5 separate regions of the Mus musculus genome follow, and all the other regions are linked to region 5. Evidence: chromatin loops called from intact Hi-C (ENCODE). Cell type or tissue: gastrocnemius. All regions are shown on one strand. Each heading gives the region's core, and the rest is flanking DNA. Links, peaks and the distances in the headings are about the cores only.

Evidence for each region. Peaks named below come from ENCODE experiments on the same cell type or tissue, not always from the same donor. Only the 100,000 strongest peaks of a DNase experiment are listed, where the experiment ranks them.
Region 1: a loop joins it to region 5, with 17 times the contacts of the local background. A loop is called at or near these places in 39 of 42 quality-filtered maps.
Region 2: it touches region 5 in a loop (7-fold over the local background); 25 of 42 quality-filtered maps call a loop at or near these places.
Region 3: it touches region 5 in a loop (5-fold over the local background); 8 of 42 quality-filtered maps call a loop at or near these places.
Region 4: a loop joins it to region 5, with 2.2 times the contacts of the local background. A loop is called at or near these places in 13 of 42 quality-filtered maps.

The regions. Positions count from the first base shown.
Region 1 is chr8:46,307,645-46,313,708 of GRCm38, reverse strand. The region is part of intron 3 of Gm39168 (a long non-coding RNA gene); the gene reads right to left. Among named protein-coding and RNA genes, the nearest start is that of Gm39168, 9.0 kb to the right of the region's middle. In gastrocnemius, for the core only: no CTCF peak of the experiment used is centred there; a DNase peak (open chromatin) is centred at 2,349; H3K27ac peaks cover 1,039 bases.
Region 2 is chr8:46,239,420-46,245,483 of GRCm38, reverse strand. No RefSeq gene overlaps it. Among named protein-coding and RNA genes, the nearest start is that of Slc25a4, 31 kb to the right of the region's middle. In gastrocnemius, for the core only: a CTCF peak has its summit at 3,404 (motif pointing left); a DNase peak (open chromatin) is centred at 3,391; H3K4me3 peaks cover 321 bases.
Region 3 is chr8:46,182,970-46,189,033 of GRCm38, reverse strand. All of the region lies in intron 3 of Cfap97 (cilia and flagella associated protein 97), which reads right to left. Among named protein-coding and RNA genes, the nearest start is that of Cfap97, 22 kb to the right of the region's middle. In gastrocnemius, for the core only: a CTCF peak has its summit at 3,489 (motif pointing left); a DNase peak (open chromatin) is centred at 3,469; H3K27ac peaks cover 583 bases.
Region 4 is chr8:46,466,807-46,472,870 of GRCm38, reverse strand. It overlaps Acsl1 (acyl-CoA synthetase long-chain family member 1), which reads right to left and starts at 1,834. Exons shown (of 21, transcript NM_007981.4): 1 at 1,641-1,834. It overlaps Gm31050 (a long non-coding RNA gene), which reads left to right and starts at 1,821. Exons shown (of 2, transcript XR_378936.3): 1 at 1,821-2,266; 2 at 2,372-2,880. In gastrocnemius, for the core only: no CTCF peak of the experiment used is centred there; DNase peaks (open chromatin) are centred at 1,291, 2,004 and 2,532; H3K4me3 peaks cover 2,082 bases; H3K27ac peaks cover 2,805 bases.
Region 5 is chr8:46,544,107-46,550,170 of GRCm38, reverse strand. No RefSeq gene overlaps it. Among named protein-coding and RNA genes, the nearest start is that of Cenpu, 4.9 kb to the left of the region's middle. In gastrocnemius, for the core only: CTCF peaks have their summits at 2,690 (motif pointing right) and 3,638; DNase peaks (open chromatin) are centred at 2,681 and 3,560; H3K27ac peaks cover 1,576 bases.

The DNA of each region.
Region 1 (6,064 bases), core at 455-5,454, 240 kb after region 5:
CAATATTCTAACTACAAATAATGAGCAGCTAAGCCAGAGACAATGTCATCAGATACCCTGGCCTCTAAGAAGTCCATGAGGATGCAAGATGTACTGTTGAGATTGCAGGGGAAAATAACTTCCTGGTCCTCTGGTCCTCTGGTCTTCCTGGTGTTGAAAGTAAGGTGCTGTCACCCATTTGACAGTTAGGTGCTGTGTGTTAGATGACAGTGTAGTGAGACAGGCTATGTGGATTTAATCACAAAGTCACAGACCCTGCATCTTTCTTCCATTTGTCTTCAACTTAACCCATGCCTTGTTGATTTCCACAATTCACCAGTTTGTTAAATAGTTCATCCAGTGAGTGCTTTGCTTATGTTTTATGCAAAAGAGCAAGACCCTCAGAACCTCACATGTGGACTGAAGACGCTGACATTTGATGAGCAGGTTACAAAACGGGTGATACACGACACTACCGCTTTCAAATTATGACTCTATTACTGAATTGTAACTACAGGACCGTGGAAGAGATCAGTGAGTGGCTAACTTGATAAGCTACTCCAGTCAGTGAGCAATCTGTACAAACACATCTGGATTCTAACAAACAAACAGCCATAGCAATATGTAGGTGCGCTGGTGGTTGGCAGAAATATTCGTTGTGGGCAGGTGAGTGTTTTCAAGGGTCTAAAACCTCATGATGTTATTATAGAAGACAATATGAATATTGCCTAAAGTTTAATCTACCATATCATAATAACAAAGTAATTGTGACTATAGAGTCAAAATAATTAAAATATAAACAGACAATCGTGCAGGGGGCTAGAGAAATATTTTAAAAGGTAAAGGCACATGCCACTTTTGCGGGACTCTAGTTCATCAGTTCCCAGCATCCATGCCTGGGGACTGACAACCACAGGTAACTCCAGCTCTAGGGGACCTGACACCCCACACACACCTCTTCTGGACTCTCTGGGCTCCTCTCCTGCACATAGCTTCCCCCTACCCCCGTACACAGAGACATAATTTACAATCAAAGAAATATTTCTAAAAGGTTAAAATGCAGAATAAGAAAAAAATAAGAATTAAACTAGAGATGATGGGGAAACTTGGAATTATACAAAACTTTAGATTTTAGTATGGCCGTTAGAAATGACCAGTGGGGACTGAGGAGAAAGATAGCTCCACAAAAAGTTATCCAAACTAAAGGGGTAATCTTTATTTTTTCATTTGAAATTCTAAGGTAGAGTTCCTGATGATAAATGTGACTTATTGGTTTTTAACTATAGTCATTCATAAGGGAACTATATTACTTCTATTCTGATAGCTTTTAAACAAAACTGAAGCTAAGCTGGGAGTAGTGGCCCACGCTTTTAATCCCAATAGTTAGAAGGGAGAGGCAGATCTCTGTGAGTGACAGGACAGCCAGGGCTGTTATACAGAGAAACCTGGGTTTGGAAATACTAATAAATGAAATAAAATAAAATAAAATAAAATAAAATAAAATAAAATAAAATAAATTGAAGCTAACATAATAAATATTATGAGACAACACTGAATCTCAGTTAATGAAACCTTGCCAGAAGACTCTGCTTACAGCGAAAGACATCAGTATGAGTAGCAAATTTATCCAACTACAAAACATGATAAATTCAATGAATCAATCATTAGGCAAGTTGCCCTTCTACAAATGAAACACTGACCAAATGGTTTTCATTAAATTGCCTGAAAACCTTCCATATCCTTGTAAACACAAGAGATCTGATTATAAAGGGGTGCTGCCGGCAAAGAACAATAAACTTTGCATGAACCAGCTGTGACTTCACAACAATTGCTGTACTAACGATTCCTAGCATTTCCTTTATATGGAAAGAGCCCAAAAAACGGGGTTAACAGACACAGGCCCATGACACCTAACAGAAAAAAAGCGAAATGAGCCTGTGTTCCACATGCAGCCTTGGGCAGACCATCTGTGTCCGTGGTTCTCAACCTGTAGGTTGCGCGCCCATCGGAGGTCGAGCAACCTCTTCACAGGGGTCGCCTAAGACCATCAGAAAACACAGATATTTACATTGCGGTTCATTACAGTAGCAAAATTACAGTTAGGAAGTAGCAACAAAAATAATGCTACGGTTGGGGGTCACCACGACATGAGAACACTTCCCAGACAGGTTGATCAGTGAAAGTTACTTCAGTCAGTTCTCTTCTACCTTGTTAATCTTTCTTTTTGAATGTACTTTAAAACTGTATTTAGAGGCCAGGAGGTAGTTCAGTGGGTAAAAAGTACTTAGGGCACAAATATGGAGGAGAGATCTCCTCGGAACTCATGTATAGCTGGAGGCAGCTGCCCACGTCTGTGTTCTTAGCGCCCCCTACCGGGAGATGGGAGGCAAAGACATGCGGCTCTAGCGGTTCACGAGCCTCTTGGCCTAGCCTGTGAAGCAGCGAGCATGAAGACTTCATTTAAAGGGAGGCAAGAAGCAAGAACTGACACCCAAGGTTGTCCTCTGACCACATCCATGTGTCTACACTGCTCGTACAACGGCAGGCACACCCATGTGAGCACACAAGCAAAACAATTAAGATTTAAAAATCTATGCTTTTGAACGATAGATACTAACACAACTTACTAATACAGAGAAGCAGTTTCATCTGACTAAGCTTGGGTGTCAGGTGTGTCATCAGAGCCCCATCCCCTTTACTAATATGCTTGTGGTCTAATCCTATACTCCCCTTATTTTCTAAGGGAAAGGGGGGAAACTAATCTAGTTTTATTGTTTTTCAGTGAAATTCTGTGGCATCCTGGAAATGCACACAATTACTAGAATGTTCTTCGAGGCTCATTGCGCAAATAAACTCATGGGTGAGAAGACCTTCTTTTCCTCGAATGTGTCAATTTGGGGGTGGGAAATTTTTCAGTGACTGATTAAAAAGGAGAAGACTGTTGTGAGCTTGGGTGGAAAGGTCTGTAGAGGGCTCTGATTTCTCGTGCAAAGCCAGGGTTGAGGATGGGGATAAATATAGAACGCAGTAGAAAGAAGGCCCGGCCCATTTTCCTGGCTCTGTCAGAACAGAGGTAGGAAGGATATGAAGATTTCATAGGAAACCATTTTCATAGAAATCTGGCAATTGAAGCCATATCTTCACAGAAAATGGTCCTTCCTTCTTTTCTTCCGTGTAACTCAGTGTCACAAGAAGAAACCTGAAACCAAGGCCAGAAACAAAGGAGCCAGCCCAGAGTTGGCACTGGCTGGCTAACATCCCCAAAGCAGAGGAGAAAGAGGCAAGCCAGGAATTGTGGATTCCTGGTACCAGCTTTTCTCCTGCCTTGTCTCCAGATCAGGGCACAGCGCCCAGAGCTTTAGAGTCCATTTTTGAAGAACAAACCAGTTGTCAAGAGCATATAGAATTAAGAAATATTCAAGACACGAGGAGACTTCTCTCCTACGAGGAAGATGTGTCTGAGATGTGTAGGAAGAGGTGAGAGACCGAGGGAGGGGAGGGGGATGTGGACAGCCCTGCAGGGAACCCTGAACAGGAAGCTGTGTTCACAACAGCAAAAGAGGAGAAACTACCAATGAGTGTGGGACAGCAAGAGAATCTTAGTAACCATGACATAAGGATAGTCCCGATGGGGGAGCTGGAGGGGACTCCGTAGAAGACCATCAGAGTCAACTAACCTGTACCCTTGGGGGTTCCCAGAGACAACCAAAGGGCATACAAGGGCTGGACCTAGCCGCCCCCAGATGCAGCTTGTTCTTCATGCAGGTCCCAATAACTGGAGCAGGGGCTGTCCCTGACTCTGTTGCCTGCCTGTGAATTCCATTCTCCTAACTGGGCTGCCTTGTCTGGCCTCACTGGGAGAGGATGTGCCTAGTGCTGCAGTGACTTGAGGTCACAGGGTGGGTTGGTACCCAGGGGGGACTCCCCCCCCCTTCTCAGAGGTGAAGGGAGAGGTTGGGGGAAGTGTGGTGTGAGGGGGACTGGGAAGAGAAGGACACTGTGATTGGGATATAAAGTAAATGAGTGAATGAATGAATGAATGAATGAATGAATCGAAAAAATAAAATAAAAGTGAGTTGAAGAAGAGGAGGAAGAGGAAGGAGAGGAGAAGGAGGAAGAAGAAGAGGAGGAATCGATGTACCCAGAGCTGTTAGAAACTTGGGCTATACATGTGAATGATGCTGACTGATAGCTTCATAAGAACTGACAGGGATATACCATGGATACTTTGAGTTATGACTGAAGGGCAGGGGCCCTATCCACACATAAGAGCAGAACCTTGATGGGAAAGGAAGACATAACTGAGAGACAGCCAGGAGGACTGTCCTCACACATCCAGGCTGCCCAACCAAGATCTCCAGAAAGGACCTTAGGCCCATTCGGCTTTGTTTGGATACCAGTAGGGACCATCAATAAACTCAAGGGAGGAAAGGGATAGGATCTGAGGTATGGGACACTCGGCTCTATTCGGACCCTTTTTGGACACGAAGGGAAAGGAAATGGATGTCAGAGGTGTGAGACAAGCCCGCTGCTCCATTGCATCTGAATGGAGATTGAGCAACGGGACCAAGGCAGGGAGTTCATTGATGGGAAGGGTGAAGATGTGTATGAACTAGACAGGGGTGGTGGCAGACACCTATAATCCTAATATTTAGGAAGTAGAAGCAAGGCAATTTTGACCTCAAGTCCAGAATTAGTTATATATCAAGGCTGTTTCTCAAAAAACAAAAACAAACAAAAAAAAACCCAAAAAACAAAAAACTAGGCTGGGAATATGATTCACTTAGAGAGCACTTGCTTAAAATGTATGTTCAAGGCCCTGGGTTCCATCTACAGATTTATTATATATATGAGTACACTGTCTCCGTCTTCAGACACACCAGAAGAAGACATCGGATCCCACTACAGATGGTTGTGAGCTACCATGTGGTTGCTGGGATTTGAATTCAGGACCTCTGGAAGAGCAGCCAGTGCTCTTAGCCGCTGAGCCATCTCTCCTGCCCACATTTTTTTAAATAACAGAGTGAATAGCGCTTGGAAACTGAAAAAAGGGAGCCCCTCTTTTCTGCCTGCCCTGGTGGACATCTGCATGTAGAACCTCAATTCACTGAGACGTGAATGGAAGGATGTCAGCACGGAATTATCACCAGGTATAGGGAGGAGGAGGCTAGACCCAGCCCTAAATGGCTTGGTGTGTGTGGCTAATCTACCTCAAGTATACCCAAATGGAGAGATGGAAATTGCTGTCTGCTAGTCAGGAGAAACACAGGCAGGGAGCAGAAGCAGAATTGCTGAAGTAAAATGAGGAAGGGAGTGACAGGTGAAAATCTGTCATTCACAAAATCTCTTAAACTGGGGCCTGCAGGGATGGCTCAGCAGTTAAGAGCGCTGACTGCTCTTCCAGAGGTGCTGAGTTCAATTCCCAGCAACCACATACACGGTGGCTCACAACCATCTGTAATGGAGTCCAATTAAACAGAGTGACAGTGTACTCCCATACATAAAATAAATAAATCTTTTTTTTTTGAAAAAAAAAAAGAAAGAAAGAAAACCTCTTAAACTGAATGCAAAAGTAAAAGAGGACCCAGGTAGCTTGAGACAGAACTCTGGAGGCACACAGAAGACCAACAGAAAAAAGAAGAAAAATCCTCAACAGAGATTGAGAAGAGGCGAGAGATCTCTTCTCTATGATGTCATGGAAACCAAGCAAGCAAGGACCTTCACGTGACAAATGCTAAAAGATGACAAGTGTCCACTGACCACAAGGATGCTTAGGACATACCTTCTCTGCTCTAGCTAATCTGGGATTAACTGGATATCCAGACACCACGGCCTAGTCATGGGAACGTGCAAGCTAACTCAGAACAGGTGCTTGGAGATGTCTGTGGAGCGCCCTAGTGAAACCCGAAGACCCCACACCTCTCATTCCTCTTCCCCTTGGCCTGCCTCCTTCAATGCCTTCCTACTTCCCCCTTCTCAATTCTCCTTCCTTGATGACTGTGATGGTTTGTATATCCTTGGACCAGGGTGTGGCATCATCTGAAGGTGTGGCCTTGTTGGAATAGGTGTGACCTGGTTGGAATGG
Region 2 (6,064 bases), core at 546-5,545, 300 kb after region 5:
CGTAACTGGGACGCCTGATTTCAACCCTCAAAACCCCAAAAAGGTGAACGGACAGCATGAACTCCACAATGTTGTTTTCTCAGCTCCACACGTGTAGCTTGTGTGTCCACACACAAAAATAATAAATTTTAATATTTTAAAACTTCTTGGGCTGGGCCGTGGCGGTGCACGCCTTTAATTCCAGCACTCGGGAGGCAGAGGGAGGTGGATTTCTGAGTCTGAGGCCAGCCTGGTCTACAGAGTGAGCTCCACGACAACCAGGGCTACACAGAGAAACCCTGTCTCAAAAACAACAAACAAACAAACAAACGAAAACAAAACAACCCCCCCCCCAAAAAAAAACACCAAAACTTCTTTTAGCAGAGTTATTTAGGGAAGAGAGGGACAGTGTTAGGAAAAGGAAAAATGGTTGTTGCTTTAAGACGAACTTTTGTTTATTTCTTTATTTGAGGGTGTAATATGTCTGAGTGTGGGTGATGTATGCAGTATGGACATGTGTGTACGCAGGGTCTTCTCTATCACTCTCCATGTTGTTTCCATGAGACAGGGTCTCTTACTGAACCAGGATCTAGACTGGTGGCGCATGCTTACCACCCAACCCAACAATTCTAGTTCTAAATATTTATCCAAAATAAAGGAAAGCACATGTCCCTACAAAGTCCTCTGCATGAGTGCATATCAAAGCTTGGCCCAGACTACCCCAGTGCTGGAAACAGCCTCAGAGTCTAACGGTTTGGACAAACCAGTTGTGGCACAGACAGAGTCAAATACTGCAGGACACTGATTGCCTACACCACGACAAGACCTCAGGACCAGGTGACACGATGTAACACCGGGTCCCTACAGGGTCTCAGTTCTGAAAGAGGGAAAACAGAGTGGGCGGGAGAGAACTGACTTCCAGCCAGGGGAGTGTCAGCACTTGTAATTAGTGTAATTCTGCACGCTGGGGTTCCCTTTAACTTGGCAGTTGTCAAAACTCTCTAAAAGTTGGTTCTAAAGTCTAGAAAATTATGTAGCCCAATGAAGATCTTTTATGACTGAAAGTGTATATGTAATGTGTCTACTATATACACATACTAGAAAACTAGGGTTTTATGTGAGGGGAGTGTTTTGTTTTATTTTTTCTTTCTCTCTCTCCCTCCCTCCTTCCCTCCCTTCCTTCTTTTCTTTCTCTCTTTCTCTCTTTCCTCCTCAGTGCTGGAGATTGAGCCCCAAGGCCTTATTTGTGTTTGGCAAGTGCTCTACCACTGTGCTATATCTCCAGGATACATTTTTGTACATAAGATTCTTTGTAGCCCAGGTTGGTCTCAGACTTCCGATCCTTCTGCCTCGGCCTCCAGAATGCTAGGTTTATCAGTTTTAAATACTAGGAAGGATTCTCTTAGCTGAGTAGGGTGGTTCACACCTTCATCCCAGGAATGCACAAGTTTGAGTCCAGCCAGAGCTACATGGTAAGTTCCAGGCCACCCAGGGCTGCACAGTAATGCCTGACCTCAAAACACACAAACAAAACAACAGCTCTACAACTGTCAAGTAGGCACTTTGGGAGCCTGTAGTAATGTTTTATGTTTCTATTATTAGTGTTATATAAATTAAATAATGAGGCCAACATACAGTATTTGAAAAGATAAAGTAATGCTATTTAGTTACCATTATCTAGGCAAAGTGGGGTTATATAAAACAGGTTCTGTTTATTACTCTCTATGCATATCATTTAAGTGGTAAGACATTTTTTCTTTATTTTTTCAAGCCAATAAAAATGAGTATATTACAAAAATTTATAAAATTTTAGTTTTAGTCCTAGGTTTTCTTCCTCTCTCACTCTTTCTTCCTTCCTTCCTTCCTTCCTTCCTTCCTTCCTACCTTTCTTTCTTTCTTCCTTTCTTTCTTTCTTTCTTTCTTTCTTTTTTCTTTCTTTCTTTTTTCTTTCTTTCTTTCTTTCGTTGTTGAGAAAATGGAATGACCTCAAAAAGTAGGAAGAACCCTAGGAAGATTATTTCCAGGGTTGTGTGTGTGTGTATGTGTGTGTGTGTCTGTCTGTCTGTCTGTCTGTCTGCCTGCCTGTCTGGAGGTGGGCTAGGGATCCAACCCAGGGCCTTACTCATGCAAGCGCTCTACAGCGGAACTGTTATTCCTAGCCTTGGCAACTATGATCTCAAGCGTCTTAGACTCTGCCAGTCGTCTCTCCAGCAGCAGTGACTCCTTTCCTGCCTTTCATTTTCTTTTCTTTCCACACACATTTGCGGAGGATCACATTTTGCGGGCTCCTGAAGCTCAGCTGTGTTGGTTTAGGAACAGAGCAGATCCCTGTCCCCTGCCTACCAGATGTCAGCTCCCCGGCCCCCAGCTGTCAGGACCTAAACAGTCTCCAGGCATTGCTAACACCACCCCACCCCCGGCTAAGGAAACTGATGTCTAAACATTGAGTTTAAATACATAATTTTTTTCTAAACTTTTTCTACCCGTGTCATGTTAAAATTAACAAGCATTCCCTATACTGGATTCTCTTTGCTTTTTCACTATGCTTCTGCTACTCAAAGGAAAGGCAGAGGTTTTTTTTTTTTTCTCCTCATTTAGAATCTCACTGTGGACAGGGCCTGGGAGAGGAAATGACCAGAACTCCCCCAAAGGGAAAACTCCCTAATGTATCCTAGGATGCATTTCCAGTTAATCGTGCTTTTCTCTATGACCATTTCTGAAAGGCGCAATAAGTTCAGGATATCAGAGACTGTCTCCCAGGGGCAAAACAGAGACGGCATCTTAAGGTCACAAGAAATATAAAACATTCAACTTCATGTGTCCATTTCCTGAAGCACAGTACAGAAAGCCTGGCTTTTAAAGCACAAAATGTGTTATTTTGGTATGATTTTGTGGAAAGAATAGAATAGAATAGAATAGAATAAAAGAATAGAAGAATAGAATGGAAGTTTTTAAAGAGAAAAAGGAATTTTCAACTAGAAAAGATTAAATAATTTTGAATTGATTGTTTTTCAAAATTATTTAGAGAGAGAGACAGAGGAAGGAAGGGAAAGAAGAAGAGAAAAAGAGACAGGGGGAGAGGAAAGGAGGGAGAGAGAAAGAAAGATGATAGTGGTTATCAGAGGCCTATTTCGCATTCAATTAGACTTTTTTTTTTTTTTTTTTAAGTGTTGTAACTTTAAGAACATTTCGGTGTTTTCAACGTGCCAACACTTACCGTATCTCTTCACTTAGTTAAACTCACTGAATAATGTCACAAATACATTTTAAGGTTTGTGGGCGTTGCGCAGAGTTCAAGATAATTTTAGAATGCAGGAGTAAAGTTTTAAAGAGCACTTGGCCAGCCATCACATGGGGGTAGGGATGGGCGCGCTGACTGCACAGCTCAGTCTAAACTGAGTACACACTGCCACCTAGTGGCTACGAGATTTTCATGCTCGCAAAAGGGTGTGGTTCCCACCTTTCCAATTTCATCTACAAGATGGGAGTGTGTACTTACCTCAGAGCTGAGGGAAATAAGGAAGGGAGTATAAAATGTGTCTGTCATGTCTCCCTGTCCCCACTGTATGCCTGCCATCTTGCTCTAACCATACATGTTACTGTATGCCGAACTGAAGCACTGCAGTTTGAACGCTAAGTTGATGATTGGTGCCTGTAAGTTGAAACACCACCAGGATCGGTACACCCAGCTTCAACCACCAGGACTGGGGATTTTCAACCTGTGCTCAGAACCAAGGTAGAAGTGGTGTTATGGTGTTAGAGACAAAACCCAAGGGTCCAAGGTTGGGGTTCTTTCAGCCAAGTGTGAGACTGGCCCCAAAGCAGAGACAGACACCTGACAAGCTCTCAAGATGAAACTCTTCAGGGGTATTGAATGGCATGTACACCAAACTGTGATTGGTCCCAGAACTTCCCATCACTTTAGCACAAGTGCAAATTAAAGCTTATTTCTCTGAAAGAAGCCAAAACCATAAAATGGAAAAGGGAAAGCATCTTTAAAAATTGGTGCTGGCCTGACATGGTGGCGCACACCTTTAATCCCAGCACTCGGTAGGCAGAGGCAGGCGGATTTCTGAGTTTGAGGCCAGCTGGGTCTATAAAGTGAGTTCCAGGACAGCCAGGGCTATACAGAGAAACCCTGTCTTGAAAAACAAAACAAAACAAAACAAAACAAAACAAAAAACAAACAAATGAAAAAAATTGGTGCTGGTATAACTGGATGTCTACATGTAGAAGAATGCAAATAGATTCATATTTATCACCCTGCACAAAACTCAAGTTCAAGTGGATCAAAGAGCTCAATGTAGCTCATATACACTAAATCTAATGGGACAGACAGTAGCAAACAGCCTTAAACTCAGTGGTATTGTGTCTCTGTACTAAAGATTTCCAGTGTGTATGGTACTGTAAAGAATGACTGGTTTTTTAATTCCCAAAAAAAGAGAGAGTAATCAGCATAGAAACAAAACTTAAAATGAAGCTGAGGAGGGGGGGTGCTGTGCTGGAGAGATGGCTCAGCACTTAAGAGCACTCGCTACTCTTCCAGAGGACCTGGGCTCAGTTCCCAGCACCCATACCAGGCAGCTCACAACTGCCTCTAACTCCAACTCCAGGACATCCAACATGCTTCTGGCCTCCTCAGACACTATACACACATGCCAAGAAGCACACGTACCCATAAGATAAAAGCAAATAAAGAACAAAAAGAGGACCGAACTGAAATAGTTGCCTTGACTGAATGCTTACTTTAAAATGGACGGGTGAGAGAAGAGTACACTGAAATAAATTTGTGGAGTTGACTCCAACTCTGGCTACTGTAGAGGCGAGGCTAATTTTTCTCTTGTCACAAAAACTATAAAAGCAACATCAAATATATAATTCCATGTCTCAGGATAGAAAGTACATATAGGGTCAGGAATCTAGCCTTGGCTACTGTTCTCTTTTTCTGTCGGTTTGAAACCTCACTTTAAAAAGGTAAATGTGGTGGTTTGAATTTAGTGGCATCTCTTACCAGACTTTGAGGGGTATCTTTTACTTCTATTATTGTAAGTGGTGCTTTAAAAATGGATTTATTTAAATATAATACAATGGTTTATTCATATGACTATAATCTATAATCAAACTTTTGGGATATAGTTCAGCTTCAAATACAAATATTGTGGTTCAGCAAGATTGTTCCTATCAAGTCTAAGACCCTGAATTCAGTCCCTAGAGCCCACACGGTTCTAAGAGGAAACTGAGTCCCATAATTTGTCTTTGATCTCCTCACACAGGAAAGAAAAGGAGGAGAGGAGAGAGAGGGAGGAGAAGGGAAGAAAGAAAGGAGGGAGAGAGAGATGGGGAAGACCTGGTATAATAAGCCAAGAGCTATTGAATTTATTATTAAATTGGGACTGGAGATATGGCTCAGCAGTTTGGAACACTTGTTGCTTCTGAAGAGAACCCAGTTTTGGTTACCAATGTTCACATGTGGTCCACAGCTACCCACAACTTTAGTTCCAGGAGATTTGGCATTTTCTTCTGTGTCCCAAGACAGCAGGCACACATAGGCTTCACATTCAGGCAAAACACACACACGAATAAGTCTTTGGGAAGTTACTCTTAAATCAATGGAATATGACAGCTTTTGAACAGGAAACTGACAGTGGTCACACTTATGGTTTAAAGGATCGTACATCTAGCAACAAGAAATGATGGAAGTCCATGATGGAACAAGTCCATGATGGAAGAGGGCAGACGAAACACAGAGGCCAACTAAGAGGTATCTTTACCATCTGGGCAAGACAAAGTAGTGTGAAATCAAATGGACAAGAAAGAGAAGGTAGGAATTATTTTTATACTACTCCGGTGGCTTATTGCGTGGTGTGGGGAGAGTGTGTAGAGGACAGAGACAGCTTTTAGCTTGCTGCTTTGGACCCAAACTAAGATGCAGGAGGTAGGAGACAGTGTTAAACAAAGTAACTGATGTGGAGCTTAAGGGTACATGAATGTGAAACTAAAAGATAAGCAGTCTGAGCCAGACGCACACAAGGAGTGTCCTTGGCGAAGTTCTGATGCCAAGGCTGCCGGCATCAGAAATGCTTGA
Region 3 (6,064 bases), core at 706-5,705, 360 kb after region 5:
TTAGATGCAGATATTTGCACCCAACCAATGGTCAGAAGCAGTTGACCCCTGTGGTTGAATTAGGGAAGGCTGAAAGAATTTGAGAAGGGTGATCCTGTAGGAGGACCAGCAGTCTTAATTAATCTGGACCCTCAAGATCTTTCAAACACTGGACCGCCAAACAGACAGCATACACCAGCTGATATGAGGCCCCCAACACACATACAGTAGAGGACTTCCAGATCTATGTTCATTCAGAGATGATGCACCTAACCCTCAAGAGACTGGAGGCCCCAGGGAGTTTACAGGTCAGATGGGGTGGAGGGTGGAGGCATCCATGGAAGATGGGGTGTGGTGGGGAGGAGGTGTAGGGTGTGGACCAGTCAGAGGGTGAGAGTGGAGTGGTGGGGAATAAAATATGGAGTATAAAAAATAAATTACAAATAAAATTAAAAAAGAAAAAAAGCTGGAGCAGCAGCCACTGCCTAGTGAAGTCTTAACAGCTAGAATGAGTTCTTGTTGAGCTCAGAGTTCCGCCTGACTGTAGTGTCTATCTGCACTCTTTCTAAAGTAACATACAATCTTTCTTTGTAGACAGAGAAGCTATACAATGTAGGTAACAATTTTTTCTAAAATGATAATCTCCCCTACTTGTAATTGCACAAAAAATCCTAGGCATCACACTTTCAATACATTTTACTGGGCAAAGATATTATTTGTGGATTTCTCTGATTATCTGAATAACTACTCATTAAACTATATGCAACAGAAATCTCGGCATTTTCAATTAATCTGATAAAATTATATGTGCATGTGTATTTTTTTCCTAGTAGGGGAACAATATTGGTCATAGATATACCAACAGCTCAGGTTATACTTTCCCTTCAGAGCTCAGCTTGCGTTTTTAAATATTCTGACAGTCCCATGGTTTCAATTCCTTGTCACTGATTTCTGTTTGGATTTTTGAGATAGGCTGTCCCTCCGTAGGTCAGCTGGCCTCACGCTGGCCTTGAGCATGAATCCTGAGAGCTGGGAGCACAGGGATGTTAGTCCATCTGGAGGGGAGGGAACAAATTCATTGTCTGATTCTCATTTCTGAAGGAATGGGTAAGGCAGTGACTGAACTGAGTGAGCACTACAGCAACACGTGATAAAGTCTAAGAAATAGGTACGGTTGCCAACATTCCCAGGGAAGGAGTTACAGAGACACAGTTCAGAGCAGAGACTGAAGGAAGGACCATCCAGAGACTGCCCCACCTGGGGATCCAGCCCATAAACAACCACCAACCCAGACACTAGGCAGATGCCAAGAAGTGCTTGATGACAGGAGCCTGATATAGCTGTCTCCTGAGAGGCTCTGCCAGTACCTGACTAATACGGAAGTGGATGTTAGCAGCCATCCATTGGATGCAGACACAGGGTCCCCAATGAAGGAACTAGAGAAAGTACCCAAGGAGCTGAAGGGTTTTGTAGCCCCATAGGAGGAACAATACTAACTAACCAGTACCCTCAGAGCTCCCTTAGAATAAACCACCAATCAAAGAAAACACATGGTGGGACTCATGACTCTAGCTGCATATGTAGCAGAGGATGGCTAGTTGGCCATCAATAGGAGGAGAGGTCCTTGGTCCCGTGAAGGTTCTATGCCCCAGTATAGGGGAACGCCAGGGCCAGGAAGTGGGAGGGGGGTTGGGGAGCAGTGGGAGGGGAAACTAGGAAAGGGGATAACATCTAAAATGTAAATAAAGAAAATATCTAATAAAAAATAGGTACGGTTGAGAAAAGGGTTCATTGTCCACACTTAATGTTACGAGTTTAAATGTCATTGAGCCATTTACAGAACTATATGTCTGGGTCTTGAGATATGTACACACAGAATCTGCCCAAAGTAATATTTTGTTTCGGTTTCATAATGTTCTAAAATATTGATAGGAATTTGCATTTTGTTACCAATTATGAAAAAAATAGTCTTACATGGTACACAGAAAATAAGCCGGGTGGTGGTGGCACACGCCTTTAATCCCAGCCCTTTGGAGGCAGAGGCAGGTGGATTTCTGAGTTTGAGGCCAGCCTGGTCTACAGAGTGAGTTCCGGGACAGCCAGGGCTACACAGAGAAACCCTGTCTCGAAAACAAACAAACAAACAAACAAACACCCCCAAAAAACAAAAACAAAAAAACCCAGAAAATATTAAAAATAAGGGGTAGTTCTTTGTAATTCTGTACATAGAAACAAACCAAAAAGGCTTATAAAGATACTATTTTAATATCCCAAAAGATTTTAAAAATGACATTTGGAAGTTCCTTGACAATGAGAAAAACAGCCAAGTTGAAAACGTTCTGTAGAAATGTAAGGTAAGAGCATAGATTTGATTGTTGAAGGTGTGTTGCTTTCAATGCTACCATTTTCTCCTGCCATTTGTTCTGTGACAGGGTCCCATGTAGTCCAGGCTTTGCCTGCACTTGCAGCGTAGCCTAGGGAAGCCATGAACACCTGATCCTCCTACCTCTACCTCCCAGGTGCTGGGATGACAGGTGTGGGCCACCTCTGGGGCCCAGAACAGCCTAGATTTAAAACAATGCTAAGACTCCCCTACCACCTTTCTCTTTGGCATCTTATAAATGTCTTGTAGATTAAGTCTAGAACCACTGTTATTCATCTTTGTGAAAAAAAAAAAGTAACAAGTATCCAAAAGTCGGGAAAGTAGAGGCAAGGGCATCTCACATTTTCCCAGCTGGAGTCCTACTGAGCCGCAGTCAGCTCTCTGTCTGCCACAGAAGGATGGTAACCGCAGAAAGAGGAAAATAACACTAAGTGAACTATAAGTTATTCAAGACCTCAGTGGAAGGTTCTGGCCATCCAGCAAACTCAGAGTCTTCACTGGATGCTTTTAGATCTGAAACTTTATGAAACATTGTAGTTTAAAAAAAAGTTAATAGGAAATTCAGAAGCAGAAAAATCTACTTCTCTGGATTTAAAACTCTTATCCACGCGAGGAGGGGCGGGGAGAGGGAGCGGGAGACAGACAGACCTTAGTGAGAGACGGACAGCGTGAGAGACAGAGACACCTTAAAAAGCAAAATGAAAAAAAAAAATTTTAACTGAAGTTGTAGACTGCTTGTGACCACTTGGGGGAGGCTTATTTCATCCCTAACATTGTTGAAAGCAAGCCCCTGCTCTTTTACCTGAGGGGAAAACCTGACATATAATTCGAAAAGTGAAATAAGCTCATTAGATGCTAAAATGAAACAACACACCAGTATCCTTCTGAGAACTCTCTTGCTATGTCTATTTTTGTCTCTCTGAGAAAAAAAAGGAAACATAACATGTTTAAATGCTAGCAAAGAAATCCACCCACCAATCCACCCACCAATCCATCCATCCATCCATCCATCCATCCATCCATCCACAAGGAATTTCAAGATTCAGGACTTAAAACCCTGTTTTGGAAACAGTCTTGCGGTAACAGTCAGTATGAAGCAAGCACGCCCTCTGCTGGCAAAACTGTATTTCTCTCTACCCTCCCTCCTTTCCTTGTTGCTGGAGACTGAACAAGCAACAACACTTTAGCATCTCCTCTGTACTCCCTTGATTTACTTGGATATAGTATCTAAAGAGAAGAATGCTAATATCTGCCCACTGAAACAGAGGATAGACCTTGAAATTTAGTGGGACATAGTAACAATTTGCTTTGAATTCTAGGGCTCCATTTTATAGTCTACACTTCTGCATAGTACTTTACTGTTTTAAGTTTATTCATGCAGCTCCTGGAGTCCAGTATGCTAATGTGTGTGTGTGTGTGTGTGTGTGTGTGTGTGTGCGTGTGTTTTAATAATCATGACAAACAATGGACCTTGTTTGTTCATATACCAGCCACAGATATAACTACATGCATGTGTGTACAAGCATTCATTACAACCACAATCAATCAGCCAGAAAACAGATTAAACCGAGTATTAGCTCACACTGTAGGAAAACTTAAAGCCAATATGGCTCTCTGAAGTTTGGGAAGAGGTGAGCTTGGTCCTGGAGCCTACACAGTGGACAGAAAGAACTGACTCTTCAAGTTATCCAATGTCTTCACATCCACGGTAAGACAGAGAGAGAAAATGTTTAAATAAACAGAAAAATAAAGAAGGGTTTGGATATAAAATAAACATAAAAACAAGTAACAAATAACCAGTTAGGAAACATGAAAACTATATATAATAGCACAAAAATACACCAGTTCTAAGCTCATCAAAAAGAAAAGTCAAACTATCTTATCACATGGGCTGATTACATGCTGACATGCCAGGACTTTGTGGGCTGTGGCTCTGATAGTTCAATGACAGCATTTCCAAGACCTGGATTTGACCTGCAGCACCAATGAATAATCAAACAAAATTAAATATAGCAATATCATATACAGTCAGTTGAATAAAGCCATGTTCTGATGTGTAACAAGTTACACTGGAAAAAATACTTGTTTACATATGTAAGTTACAATGTATATGGAGCAAAGAAGAATAAAATATTGGCAGTTTCCCACTGCTTTTAAATCTTCACTTTTGAAGCCATGTGTGGTGGTGCCTACTTTTGATTCCAGCCCTCTGGGAAGCAGAGACAGGTGGATCCCTGTGAGTTTGAGGCCAGTCTGGTCTACAGAGTGAGTTTCAGGACAGCCAGGGCACAGAGAAACCTTATTTCAAAAAAACAAAATGAAACAAACAAAAAGATCATTGCTGGAGGAATAGTGAAAGCTTTAAGAAGCTGCTGACAGTCCTCACCTATGAATATTCATATGAATATAATGCATAGTCAGACACTAGTGGGCTGAGATTTTCCATCTGTTAAGTCCAGGCTCTTTAAAAAGCTAAGCACACACCTGGTGCCTGCACTGGAAAGGAAGAGCAAGAGAAATAGAAGTTTAAGGCCAGCTTGGGTTATACAGTGAGACCATATCTCAATATCAAAACAAGACAACAACAACAACAAAAAAAATGAAACAAAGAATTACTAGCATGTGGCCCAGCAATTCCAGTTTCGACACTTAAGGGAAATGAAGCAGAGACATGAACAGACAGTTTAACGTCAGTGTCCATCTATTACAACTGCCTAGAGTGTCTACCAGCAAAGGGTATAATCACAATGTTACACACTTACAGGGGAATCTCAATCAACTTAAAAAGTTTTGATACAAGAAGCTGGAGAGTCCACTTACTAGTGAAGAGCACTTGCTGCTCTTGCAGAGGACCTGGGTTTGATTCCCCAGCACCATCAAGCCGACTAACAATCATTTGTAACTCTAGTTCCAGGTGTCCAATGCCCTCTTCTGATTTCCATGGACACCAGGCATGCATATGATGCAGACATGCATAAATACATACATACATACATACATACATACATACACACACACACACACACACACACACACAGGCAAAACACCCCTAAGCATATAGAATAAATACATCTCAAATTGTTTAAGTTTTGATACATGCTACAAGATGGATAAATTTTGAAAATACATTAAAGTGAAATAAGCTAGCTACAATATTGCAGTCATCCACTCACATAAAATATCTAAAATCAACAAATTCATAAAGAAAGGACCAGAGGGAAATAGGAATGGCGATAAGTTATAGTAAAAACAAGATAGTAAAACTCAGTGAGCTGTAATCTTGAAGTAGATACGGCATGCAGATTATACTTAAAACTGTGTGTTTTTTAAAGTAATCCAAACCCGATACCCTAACCCTGAATCTGTGCTCTGCTCCCTGCTGTCTGACCTCGAGCCTTACTGTGTCCTACTCAGTGTCTCATTTTCTCTCATGCCACCATACCATGCGATTAAATGACCACATGAGGATTAAATGACCTAACATTTACAAAACAGAAGTAAAATTGCCAATTAAAAAAGGCTTCATATCCATATGGACACATGAAAACAAAAAATAAACTAATGTTTGTGACATTAGTAATTCCACATTTTCACAAAATATGAATCAAACATGGTTAACATGATATACAGAAGGCTACTGTGCAGCTAGCTCATCACACACAAAACTCATTTCAATGACTTTATTGGTCCCCACTCCTGGCT
Region 4 (6,064 bases), core at 319-5,318, 77 kb after region 5:
TGACTCAACCACCAGATCTTACTCCAAACATGGAATTCCACAGTTCTAGATAGCCATATCCAAACTAAAGATGTGCTAAAGACATTAATTCACAACACTGTGACATGTTGGCTTGCATTTGGTGACTTCACATTTAACTCAGGAACTGAGTAGCTGAAAAGTACCTGTATGGTATAAATAGATAACCTGTCCCCACTGTGCCAGATGCCACGCATGTTAAATGTCAAAATTTCCAAGGCCTCATGATTTCAGTCAGGCTGTAATAATAATAAAACACTGATAAAATATAAATAACAGAGACAGGAAGGAAACATGTGAAAATGCTTAGAATCACGAATGGGGAGGGGTTTTTTGTTTTTGTTTTAAGTTTTGTCTGTTTACTGTAAATTTAGAAGAGGTAAGTGAATAAGGTGTGTTGCTTTTTTTCTTTTTTTTTTTTTTACCTTCTCCAGTCATATAATTTTAGCTCAAGATCTCAATGCAGACCTTTTACAAAGAACCAGCCTCCCACCACAAAGGGATTTCCTTCAGCTGAACTACAAGAAAAAACATCTCCCAGGATCCGGCCCTGTCTGTTTTCTGTTGTCACACCTCACCACATTGCTCCAAACCGATGGTTCCTTTCCGTTGCTCCCATTCTTAACCTTGCCCATTGCAGACCTTCAGTTCTTAACTTTGGTGAACTAGAAGGGTTTGGATGATTTCTGAGTTACGCTAATAATTTTCATTGGGCTAACCACAGATTACGTTTTGAAACGTGTATCCCAGAAACATAATCAAATGTCAAGTCCTTAAAGGGAAGACTAGAGATGGATACTCACAGTTCCAAGAGGAAGCATTTTCATAACGGCCATTCTTAACTAGGTTCCATAACCATGAGCTTGAGCGGTGTGGCAAGATGGTCTGTAAGCTCGGGCATAGTGCAGTGATTAGATGGAGCTGCCTTCTCTAGATTCTAATCCATGTGATCTTTTAAGTCCTGTATCAGCACTCGGGGTCTACGTTTCAAGGTGATAAATATCATTTTTGCTCCCTAATTTAAAAAAAAATTAAAAGCCAGATTGCCTTAAATCAATGACTCCATCACCACTGTGTGTAGTGGCTCTGGGAGCTCCTCTTGGAGACACCGCGAGAATTTCTACTTATGACATCGGGCTCTGAGCGCTGCTTCTGACCCTCCTCGAACGCTCGGCGCAGGGGCACGTCACAGAGCGGCACCGGGACAGTCCGTGTCCACGCGCGGTGAGTGCGCGCCTCACAATCCCCGCCTCTGGGGGTACGAGGGATGCGGTGGCGGAGACGCCAGGGTCCCCAGCAAGCAGGACCACCTCTCGGCACCTGAGCCGGGGAGGGAAGGTCCCAGCCGCCACACCAGCCAGGGACCGTGCAGAGAGGAACCTCTTGACTCCGCGGTGCACCAGCCCCGCGCGCGCACGGCCCGCGGGGGAACCCGGGCTCCGGCACCGGAAGCGGCGGCCGCCGGAGCGGCCCCAGAGCCTCCCGAAGCCGAGGGAAACGAGGCCGTGGAGCCCAGGCCGGAAAAGCGGAACGTCCCGCAGAGCCGCGGGGAGGTTCTCCCGTCTCGGCCCGGCTAGGGTCGCCTTGGCCGACTCGCGGCCCTTCGCGGCTGGCGCACTCACCTCCTCCGCTGCCCGGGCTGCTCCACAGGCGGCTGTCACTGCAATCCACGAACTGCCCCGCGCCGGGTTGCGATGCTATTTAAGGAGTCGCGGCCGCAGCTGCTCTCTTGGCTGCGCCACCGGCGTTGCAGCAGCAGCAGCAGGGCCGGGCGGCTGGTAGTGCGCGTGCCGTGCCACGCCGCCCCGCCCCGTCCGCAGGCTCCTCCCCGCCCCATCTCTTAGCGCGCCCACTCCCCCTCGCCAGCTCCTCCCCTCCTGTCGCACAGGTCGAGGCTGTCCCGCCCCATCACACCCACCGCTCCTCTCAGGTCCCGCCCCATCGGCGCCATTCCCGCCTCCCAAGCCCCGCCCTATCTGGGCTGATCCAAGCCCCTCAGACCCGCGGTGCCTCTCAGGCCACGCCCACCAGCTCCAGTCCTTCCCCTCCGGCCGCGCCTCCTCGGTCTTTTGCCCCGCCCCTTAAGGCCCAGTCCTCCTTCAGGTCCCGCCCAGTCCTGCTGACTCCGCCTCTCCCTCCAAAGCCGCAAGGTGGGCGTGGCCTCCCTCAGGTCCATGAGCATGGCTGTCAGCAAGCAAAAGCCACTAAGGTCACCCAAACTGCCCTCTAGTTTCACAACGAATCTGAGGTAGGGCAAAGGGTAAATCTGGAAGTCTCCTGAACCCTGATAATGTGATGCTATGGAATGTTGCAGGTGCCCTTTAGCTCTTCCATCCTTAACATTCTTCCACAGCTGACACCTTGGCATAGCCTCTCTGCTTGCTTCTCTGCTTGGAGGGACCACGGTAGCTGAAGAAGTCCCATCTTTCTTTAGCACAGATATACACGAACCCCTTTAATCCAGTTTCACCACGGTCCCCACACCAAGTTTCGCCACAGTCCTTGGCTAGGAATACAGGACTTCCGCAATATCCTGGCCATGAGGCATCTCTGGACAACCCAGGCCCCTGTGTGGTTCAAGTGAAAAGCAGACTTAGTCGTTGCTCAAGGACGGTGTCCACCTGCCAAGTTTTAAAGGCTTGTCTGCCCTGCTCAGCCTTGGCTCTGTAGACTTGACAAATCCCTTGGGAAAACCTTTTAAGGGCTACCAACGGCCAATGCAAGGCCAGTAGGATGGCTCACTGGGTTAAAGCCCATGCCTGTCACAAAGCCTGAAGTGCAATTCTCAATCCTCAGGACTGTGAGTTACCATGTGCGCATGTAACCCTTCTTCAAACGTCATTTTAAAAAATCTTAAAGATACCCCAAAGCTTTAAGATAATCTTTTAAAAGGTTAAATACTAGAGCCATCACTGTTGCTCAGTGTCCAGAACTGGTCAGTGTGGTTAAGGTAAGATGTAGATCATGCTAACATTTTGAATGGGAAAAAAAAAAGGTCAATATAATTGTTGCCAGGTTCACCTCATGCTATTGCATGAAGACAGTCATCCAGGTACAGGAGGGTTTGCTCCCAGCATTAGATGGAAGTCTTTCTAATATTGCCTTAAATTTGAGGGACAATTATTGCCAGAACACCTCTAATAACATATCATTTACTAGGTGACACTGTTAATCAACTATAATGTCCATAACCCTATGAGGTGGTACCACCTTTGGTCCTCTTCTGTAGAACAGGAAACTGAAGGGCAGAGTCAGGTATAAGAAAGGGCATGGCCGCCGGGCAGTGGTGGCGCACGCCTTTAATCCCAGCACTTGGAGGCAGAGGCAGGCAGATTTCTGAGTTTGAGGCCAACCTGGTCTACAGAGTGAGTTCCAGGACAGCCAGGGCTACACAGAGAAGCCCTGTCTCGGGGGAAAGAAAAGGGGGTGGGGGGGACCATTCTTAGAATTCAAGATCATCTGCTTCTAAACCATGGCCTTTATAACCACAGAGGCCTCCCCTACCCTCTTGGGAGATGATTCATTCCCTCTAGTCACAAGTATACTCAAGCTGACTCATCAAGGAATAAGGACTTTTCCTGGGTGTCTCTGGCCTTCCTCCTGTGGAGTCTGAGGCTCCTTGTCCAATGTTGGTGAGGCAATCCTCACACAAACAGCTGCCATATCAGCGCTGCTTAATCTAGGGGGGTCACAACCCCTTTGGGGAGGCGGGGGAGGGATTGAATGACCCTTTCTCAGGGGCCGCCTAAGACCATTGGAAAAACAGATATTTACAATTCATAGCAGTAGCAAAATTGTAGTTATGACACAGCAATGAAAATTTTATGGTTGGGGACCACCACAATATGAGGAGCTATATTAAAGCATGGCAGCATTAGGAAGGTTGAAAAACACTATAGCAACCGAGTCTTCTAGGTCCTTGAGATTACTATCTTCCAGGTCTATAAGACTTTATTGTCTATAAGGAGAAAGAGACTCCATTCATTTTCAGTTGACTACATCTTGGCTTCTTTGAGTCTCTCTTCACCTGCAATATTACTCATTTTTCTCCTCTCCTTTTTATTTTTTTGTTAACATAAATTCATTTATTGCAGGTTAGGTAAATCTTGAACAGTAATGCTCCTACTGGTCTTTGAGTTAGTCCCTTCAGTCTTCAGATGGCAGACCTGACTGAGACAGAAGATATATTGTAAAACCCAGGCCCCCTGCCAGCCACTGTTTACATGGACAAACCACGATGCCAGGTGCCAATGGCTTATCTTTTCACCTTGGTCTTGCCACAGAAGGAGCAAGTGTGTTTGGCATGCTTCCTCATTTTCAGGAGGAAGGCGCTATGGTGGGTCCCATATATCTCTGTGCATTTAGCCATGTCACTGGAAGCTAAGCCCATGCCTTATCTAATCTTCAGCCCAGGGCTACCTTAGGCATTTTCTAGGTTCTGTAGTACAATCCTTTTCTAGTACCATGCAACCACACACCAGAAATGAGGTGATTTCAAGAAAAGAAATATGTAGTCCCACTGTTTGGGTGACTTACAAGAGTGAGGTGTCAAGATTTGTTCCTGAGGTCTGCAAAGGAAAGGACTCTTCCAGGTCTCTCTTGGACTTGCAAACATCTGTCTTGGCCCCTTGCCTTTCTATGCCATACTCCCAGTGTCTCCTCCCCCAACCGTCCTTTCCAGTGTGTGGTCTAAATCTCTAAGGGGCACAGTCATATGCATGAGTGCCCAACCTAAGGCCCTAAATTTTAACTTGATAGTCTCCATTAAGATGTCATTCTCCAACACAGGAAGGGTTACCTGTTGGCAGTTGACAGGGAGCCTCTTGCCTCATCACATCCCACGGTAAGACATTCATCCCCAAGTTAGATATCTCAAGTTGGATCCAAGCCCTGTATCGTCATCAGTGTTCTATTGGTGTGAAGAGACACCATCACCATGGCAACTTTTAGAAAGGAAATCATTTAACTGGGGCTGGCTTATAGGTTCAGAGGTTTAGTCCATTGTCATCATGGCAGGAAACATAGAGGCAGGAAGGCAGACGTGGTGCCGGAGAGGTAGCTGAGAGTTCTGGATCAGTAGGCAGCAAGAAGAGAGAGATCCACTGGGCATGGCTTGAGCCCATAGGGGCATTCCTATTTAGACCTATTTAGATCCTGATGCAGGGATATTACATTTTGTAGAGCCAAGCATAGAGGAGTCAATTGGGAGATTTCTCTATGGAAGCTAGAGTCTCTTCTCTGTTGCTTAGCCTCTGTTCCATTTGACCTGATTTTTTAAAAAATGTGGCTAACTCCAGCTATACTCAAATCTGTATCTGTCTAAAAAAATCAACTGATCAGTCTTCTAGAAAAACTAGGCAGAGATTAAGTTCTCTGGGTGAAAAAAGACTGACTGGCAGGTTGGCAGTGGCCTCACGTCTAAAGTTTCATTACAGTCATCAACTGCAATGACGCTCCATACACACGGATCAACGGCTTTGGCATGGCACCACCCACAATGGGCTGGGCCCTCGCCCATCAATCAGTCATGAAAAATCAGATGGATCTCACAGAAGAATTCTTCTCAACTGATGTTTCCTCCTTTTGTCTAACACTAGCTTGTGTCAAGTTGACAGAAAACGATTCAGCACATTCATAAATCCTCGGAAGCTGTCCCAACTCTTCTCATGTCTCTATTAAGATATGGCATAGTATTTGTACTTGGTGGTAGTCAGTTGCTTAATTGGATATTTCTAGCCATTCATGTGTGATCAATGCCAATTAGTGGTGTGTGTGTGGGGGGGGGGGGTTGAGAATAAGAAGCACATACAGTTTTGGAAGAGTTCTGGAAGCCCCTTTAAGAAAATTGCAAATATAAAGTTGGACATAAAACTGAATATTTGCATGGAGACCACACATTTAAAGGGGCGCAACAAGTGAATATGAGTTGAGGCCTAGCCTCCAAAGCAAGTTCTAGGTCAGCCAAAGCTACATACTGGGACCCCTGTCTCATACCAAACAAAAATTTTTTAAAAATCAATCAAAAGTGAATACTTTTTTATTTATT
Region 5 (6,064 bases), core at 304-5,303:
TGCAGGAAGTTCCTCATGGATGGGTAGAAACGGGCTTCCTGGAAGCATGGAAAACTGGCATACTATAGAGAGCAGAGGTAACTCCATTTTCTGGGAAGGGAGATGTGGATAAACCTTTTATGCTTTGGAGTTGGGGAAAAAAGAAACCACTCGGGTGCTCAAACAGGAAGGGGACTCCTCCCTCAGTGGAAACGAGCAAAACTCATCCAGATAGGTTTAAATCATTAAAGTTCTGAGTTTGTGTCACGGAGACGTCCAAGGATAGGATGCCTGTCACGCTGCTTTCTCTGTTTGATCCCAAGTTTCTAGAGGTCACTGGAGCTCTGAGGACATTGTCTTGACCTTTCATCAACCTTAACCTCAGGCTGGGTTCTATACCACCACCACTTCCACCACCTCCACCAGAACCAGCACCTGGATTTGCTCTGACCCGGGCACTGTTCTAAGTGTTTAATTTCTATCAGCTCATTGAATGCTCTAAGTAGCCCTCTGTGGTGGGTACCATAACCCCATTTTATGTCTATCAACACTAAGGAACAGCCCCATCAGTAGCTAACAGATCTGCCTGCCTTTTCTTGAGCCAAGGCTCTGGATCAGGTCTGTACCTGGCAGCTATGCTGTGTTTCAGGTTTGAATTCCACCATTCATTCATTCATCCATCCATCCATCCATCCATCCATTCATTCATTCATTCAGTGTGAAAGCCCAGAATCCTCAGGAAGAGGCCCAGCATACATGTGCCTGTCTATGTTGCTCAAGCTTTTTCATAGGCCCTATGCATGCTAGGTAAGCACTCTACAATGGTGTTACCTCCCAGGCCCCCTTTTTGCTTTTAATTTGAAAGGTATTCCCACTTAAGTTGCTCAGGCTGCCTTTGAACTTGTGATCCTCCTGCCTCTGCCTCCTGACTAGCTGGGTTTACAGGCTTGGACCACCAGACCCAGTCAGAGTACTAATTGAAATGCTATTTATAAACAAACAGCTTTTGTGGGCACATAGACATGTCAGCATTAACAATCATGCTACTCAAAGCCAATTCTTGTGGCTGGAGATAGACAGTCTACTCCCTAACCTCCTGGAATCGCATAGGTTCCCCCAGGAACTGGGTGAGACAGACAATTCAAGCCCACTGCTTCCAAAGCTGAGACAGACAATTCAAGCTGGTCACAGGAAAACTAAAATCCTCATCTCCATATTTAAACACCTGGCCTCAGCTTTGCTCCACTCTATGAGGCTATTTTTCTTCAACACCCACAAAGTGCAGTGCATCTCTGGTTGAGGGAGAGAAGAACAGAGGGCAGGAGCTCTTAGGTGATGTCTAGGCTGGTCATGGCATGGTTAAAGCAGGCCAGTGTGTAACACAGACTCCTGGTTAGCTCTAGCTGATTGTATGGGCGAGCCGGCATAGCAATTCAACCTGGAAACATGACTTAAAAGCTTCTATTGGCTGGTTGTGTTGATAATGGAAACCAGAGTACCTGAGCTTCCCAAGAGGTAAAGCCAGAGTACAGCCCAGCTTAGGGTAGGAAGAGAAGGACACTTATCCTTACAGAGGAGCAGAAATGTGGTGCTACAAGGTGACCGATTAGTGGAAGGGTCAGGAGAGGGGAGGAGCCAAGGAGGGTCCAACCTTGAGAAAGGATTCAACCATGAGGAACATCCCATGAAGGGAATGGTGGGCTGTGTTGTAGGGAGGCTGTGTCCAGTGTTTTCTAGTTCACATGGCAGCTGTATTGAGATGTGCCTTGCCCACCACTGCCTACCTTTGGTAAATGTTGACTGACCTCACCAGTCTTGATGTACAGCTCATGGGTAATGAATGAAAGCCCATGTTTGTTGCCAGGGGGAAGGAGATAAGAGTGGAAAGGGGGCTGAGGACCCAGAGGTGGAGACAGCGGTGTTGCCTCAGTCCAGAGTGACCTGGAACAATGGGAGCAGGCTTTAATGACATCTGAGAAGAGATTATTGTAGAATGGGCTGTGGAAGTTTAAATCACATATATTCCTGTTTAGAAAATTGAAGAAAAGGCCATTGCTGTTATAATGCAAAGGGAAGTAAGTCGAGTCTCCTAATGTGTGCTTAGAATCTCAAGCCTTATGCCAGCCTGAGCTACAGAGCAAGGGTATCTCACAAAACAAAGCCAGTCAGGCAAGGTGAGACACACCTTTAATCCCAGCATTTGGGAGGCAGAGGCAGGCGGATTTCTGAGTTCGAGGCCAGCCTGATCTACACAGTGAGTTCCAGGACAGCCAGGGCTACACAGAGAAACCCTGTCTTGAAAAACTAAAACCCACCCCCCCCCCAAAAAAAAGAAAGAAAAAGAAAAGAAAAGAAAAGAAAAGAAAAGAAAAGAAAAGAAAAGAAAAGAAAAGAAAGGGAGGAAGGAAGGCAGGCAGGCAGGCCTAAAAACAACTAAAAGCAAAACAACAAATACCACAAAGCCCCTTGAATGCTTGGAATAAACTGATTGTGTGTGTGTGTCGGGGGGGGGGGGTCCCCATGAAGATTCGTCTTCCCTGTAGAGTAGTTTGATGTATACATTGGTCTGTATCCTGAATTTGTAGCAGACGTTTAAATGGGATTGTTATTTCCCCTTTGGGACTATGAGGACAATAAGAACATGGGGACACTAGGCAGGACACTGAAGGGCAGAAAATGGTTGTCAGATTTTTGCTCAGCAGTGTCCACTAGAGGGCAGAAAAAGAAAAGGGACTGGAGACTTCCAACTGTAACTGGAGACCAGTTAAGATCAAGGACTGATGTTGCTTAACTCTTTCTCCCTTTACATGAATTCTATTCTTCTATAGCTTAGGAAAGGCCTTCCTGTTACTATCCCTTTAAAAGTCTGATCTTTCTTTCATCACACACTCTCGGGAGTGCTCGCATGAGCACACACTCACTCTCTCTCTCTCGCACACACACACATACTTTCATCTCTCTTACACACACACACACACACACACACACACACACATGAAACTTTATTTATAGGGTCTAATATAGCCCATGCTGGCCTTGACCTCACTGCCATAGCTGGAGATGACTTTGAGGTCCTGAGTCTCTGGCCTCTACCATGTCAGGTGCAGAGTCTGGTTTTATACCATGGAAAGGAAGAGAAGACCGCCAAATTTCCTTGTTATTTCCCTTCCTACGGTGCTTCCTCAACATTGAGTAGGCACCAAACTTCCAACCTCACAAATAAAGGTTGTTATCTGTTTCAAACAGACCAACCGCTGACCGACCATCTGTAGCTGTGACATTGCAAAACAAGTTGCAGTCCTTAGGAGAGCCAGGGAGGGAGGGGCACTTGCCCACAGTTGTTCCCTTTAAGAGGCAAGGAAGAGGTGACATTCTGTGTCTTAAAACTGGAGGGCAGAAAGGTGTTTCCAAGATGCCCAACAGTCCGGACCCTAGACACATTCACATGTCACATGCTTACCAATAGCGCCGCTGCCCCCTCCCCCCCAAAACAAAACAAAACAAAATAAAACATTAATCTTACTTGCTATGTAACTAATACTGGCCTACTTTTTCCAGCCCCAACTGGAACCATGCCAGCCCCCATGGCTAAATTAATCAGGCCAGCAGTTTGCAATCTCACGTGTTTCAGATTCCATTCCCAGCACCCTGGAGGGTTGAGAGGGGACTGCGGATGGAACCTTGGTGGGAGAAACTCCACCCAAATCCAGGGTTTCTCTAGCCTCAGAGTAGCCTACTCTCCGGTTTCCGACCACTGTATTATAATCCAAACTGATATAAAAGAATCAAGGAAGTACAAAAAACAGGAGAGGGAGAGGGAAATGAAAGGACAGGACTTTCTTAGGGAAATAAGGAGAGAAAAGCAAAGAAAAGAAGGATGAGAAGAAAATCTCTACAGTAGAGGGGTCTCCACAGTGCTACTGCTAGCTATGGTCAGGACCTCCTGGGTCTTCTGGGTCAGGAGATGTAGTTTACCAAGAAAGCACTGCCTAGCATGCTCGAGGCCCTGGGCTCAATCCCTAGAACTTCAACTTAGTAGGAAACTAAACATTTAACATTTTCAATAACCTTGCTCATTGTGACATGACTTTTGATTAACCCCGAGATTTTGCACAGTCGCAAAGCTGGCCCTGTTCAAATGGTCCCGGGCAGTTTCCCTCAGTCAGTCACTCTTTCTGCAGCCAGACCCACGGGTGCTCATCTGTAAAGCCAACACTGGAAAGGCAGAGGCAGCTAGGGCTCAGTGAGTTCTAGACTAGCCTGTGCTAACAGTGGGTTCTAAGTCATCTAGAGACTCTGCACTGTAAGACCCTGTCTCAAACATAAGCAAGCAAGCAAACAAACAAAACGTACAACCCAACTCTGTTCAGGCGAGGATGTGAACAGCCTCAATGGCCAGAGGTGCCACCAGCAAAGCGTCCAGCAAATGGCTTCCTGGTTGACACATGACACCCTCTTTTTTTCAGTGGTGGCTTCTTCCCCTGCTGTGTTACGCCCCTCATGGCCAGCACCTCACAACCCTTTAACCTTGTTTACTGAGTATAAAAGATCACAATGCCCTCCCTACTCTCCACTGCCCCATACAAGCAGTCCATCCTCTGGGCTTGCAAAACTGTAGCTTTCTTGGAAGAATTGATTCCCACGCTCTGAATAAATAAATAAATAAATAAATAAATAAATAAATGCAATAAATGCCTAGAACATGACTGCCCCTAGGTATGGAGGGGGAGAAAATTTATTGTAGATAAAAGGGAGAGCATTCCAAGAAGACAGGTCTGGAAGTCCAGAGTGAATGTGACCAGACTGACTGGGCCATGTGCGGAGAGGGGAAGGGGAAGGGAAAAGGAGAGGGAGGGGAAACCTGGTGCAGCAGGCAAGAGGCAAAGGTACAAAAAGGGTAGGTAGCTAAAATGTCGGGATTATATAGGGAAGCGCCTCGGGAAGGAAAAGGGCTGGAGAACTCAGGGTAAGAGTGAGGTATGCCACCCATACCCTATAACAAGTAGGGACCTGAGGGATGCTGGGAGAATTTGGAGGCCCCGTCTGCTTTGAATTGTAAAAAAGGCACTTCAGCCCTTTGGGGGTTTGAAACTGAACACAATGTAACTAATGAAGTAGGTGTCTGCCAGGCAAGGATAACGCACAAGGTCTGTGCTGGAAACAGTAGTGTAATGCATTTGGGGAACCGGATGGTCAGCATGGCCCAAGCAGAGCTGACTAAGTGGCAAAAGATGAGGCTGGAGGCAAGTGTAGACAAGTGTCCTCCATTTCTTTACTCCCACAGTACATGCAGAGACTAGCGACAGACATTATCACCCAAGCTCCACAGAACTGTCAGCTCAGCTCCATGCTGGGATTCTGACCGGGGACAAATGGCTGAGGCGTGTATTTTAACTACCGGTGTGGACCTGACCTCCAAGTTCTCCCAGCATCCCTCAGTCCCTAAGAGTTACAGGGAATACCCAGCCCTCTACCCTGAACTTTCCAGCCAAGGGGCTGGGCTTCCCCTCCCTGAAAAACTCTTTCCTATAAAATGCAGACATTTTGGGTCTCTCTCCTCTCTTGTCTCTTTGCAAGTGAGCATCTTTTCTCCTCACTCCTCTCTCCCTCCTCATGGTGACTTCCCTGGCCTTGTTCCTTGGGAGCAGTGAACCTGCGCGAGGGCAACTTCCCAATAAACCTGCCTTTATGTACTCTAACTCGGCTTGAGTTGACTTATCTCACCCGTAAGAATAAGTTTGTTTTGTTTGTTTTGGGTTTTTCGAGACAGGGTCTCCCTGTATAGCCTTGGCTGTCCTGGAACTCACTCTGTAGACCAGGCTGGCCTCAAACTCAGAAATCTGTCTGCCTCTGCCTCCCGAGTGCTGGGATTAAAGGCGTGCGCCACCACGCCCGGCTTCCATAAGAATAAGTTATCACTCCAGACTTCATGCACCAGGGTCTTCATTTCAAGGTCATCAAGTGGTGAGGTCTACTCTACAATCTGAGATGCCCCCATCTGAGGACGTTAGTCAGTTCAGAGTGAAAACTAACCCCCCTTGCTACAGAGTGGGCAACAAAGACCCACAAAGGGGACAAGGTGGGT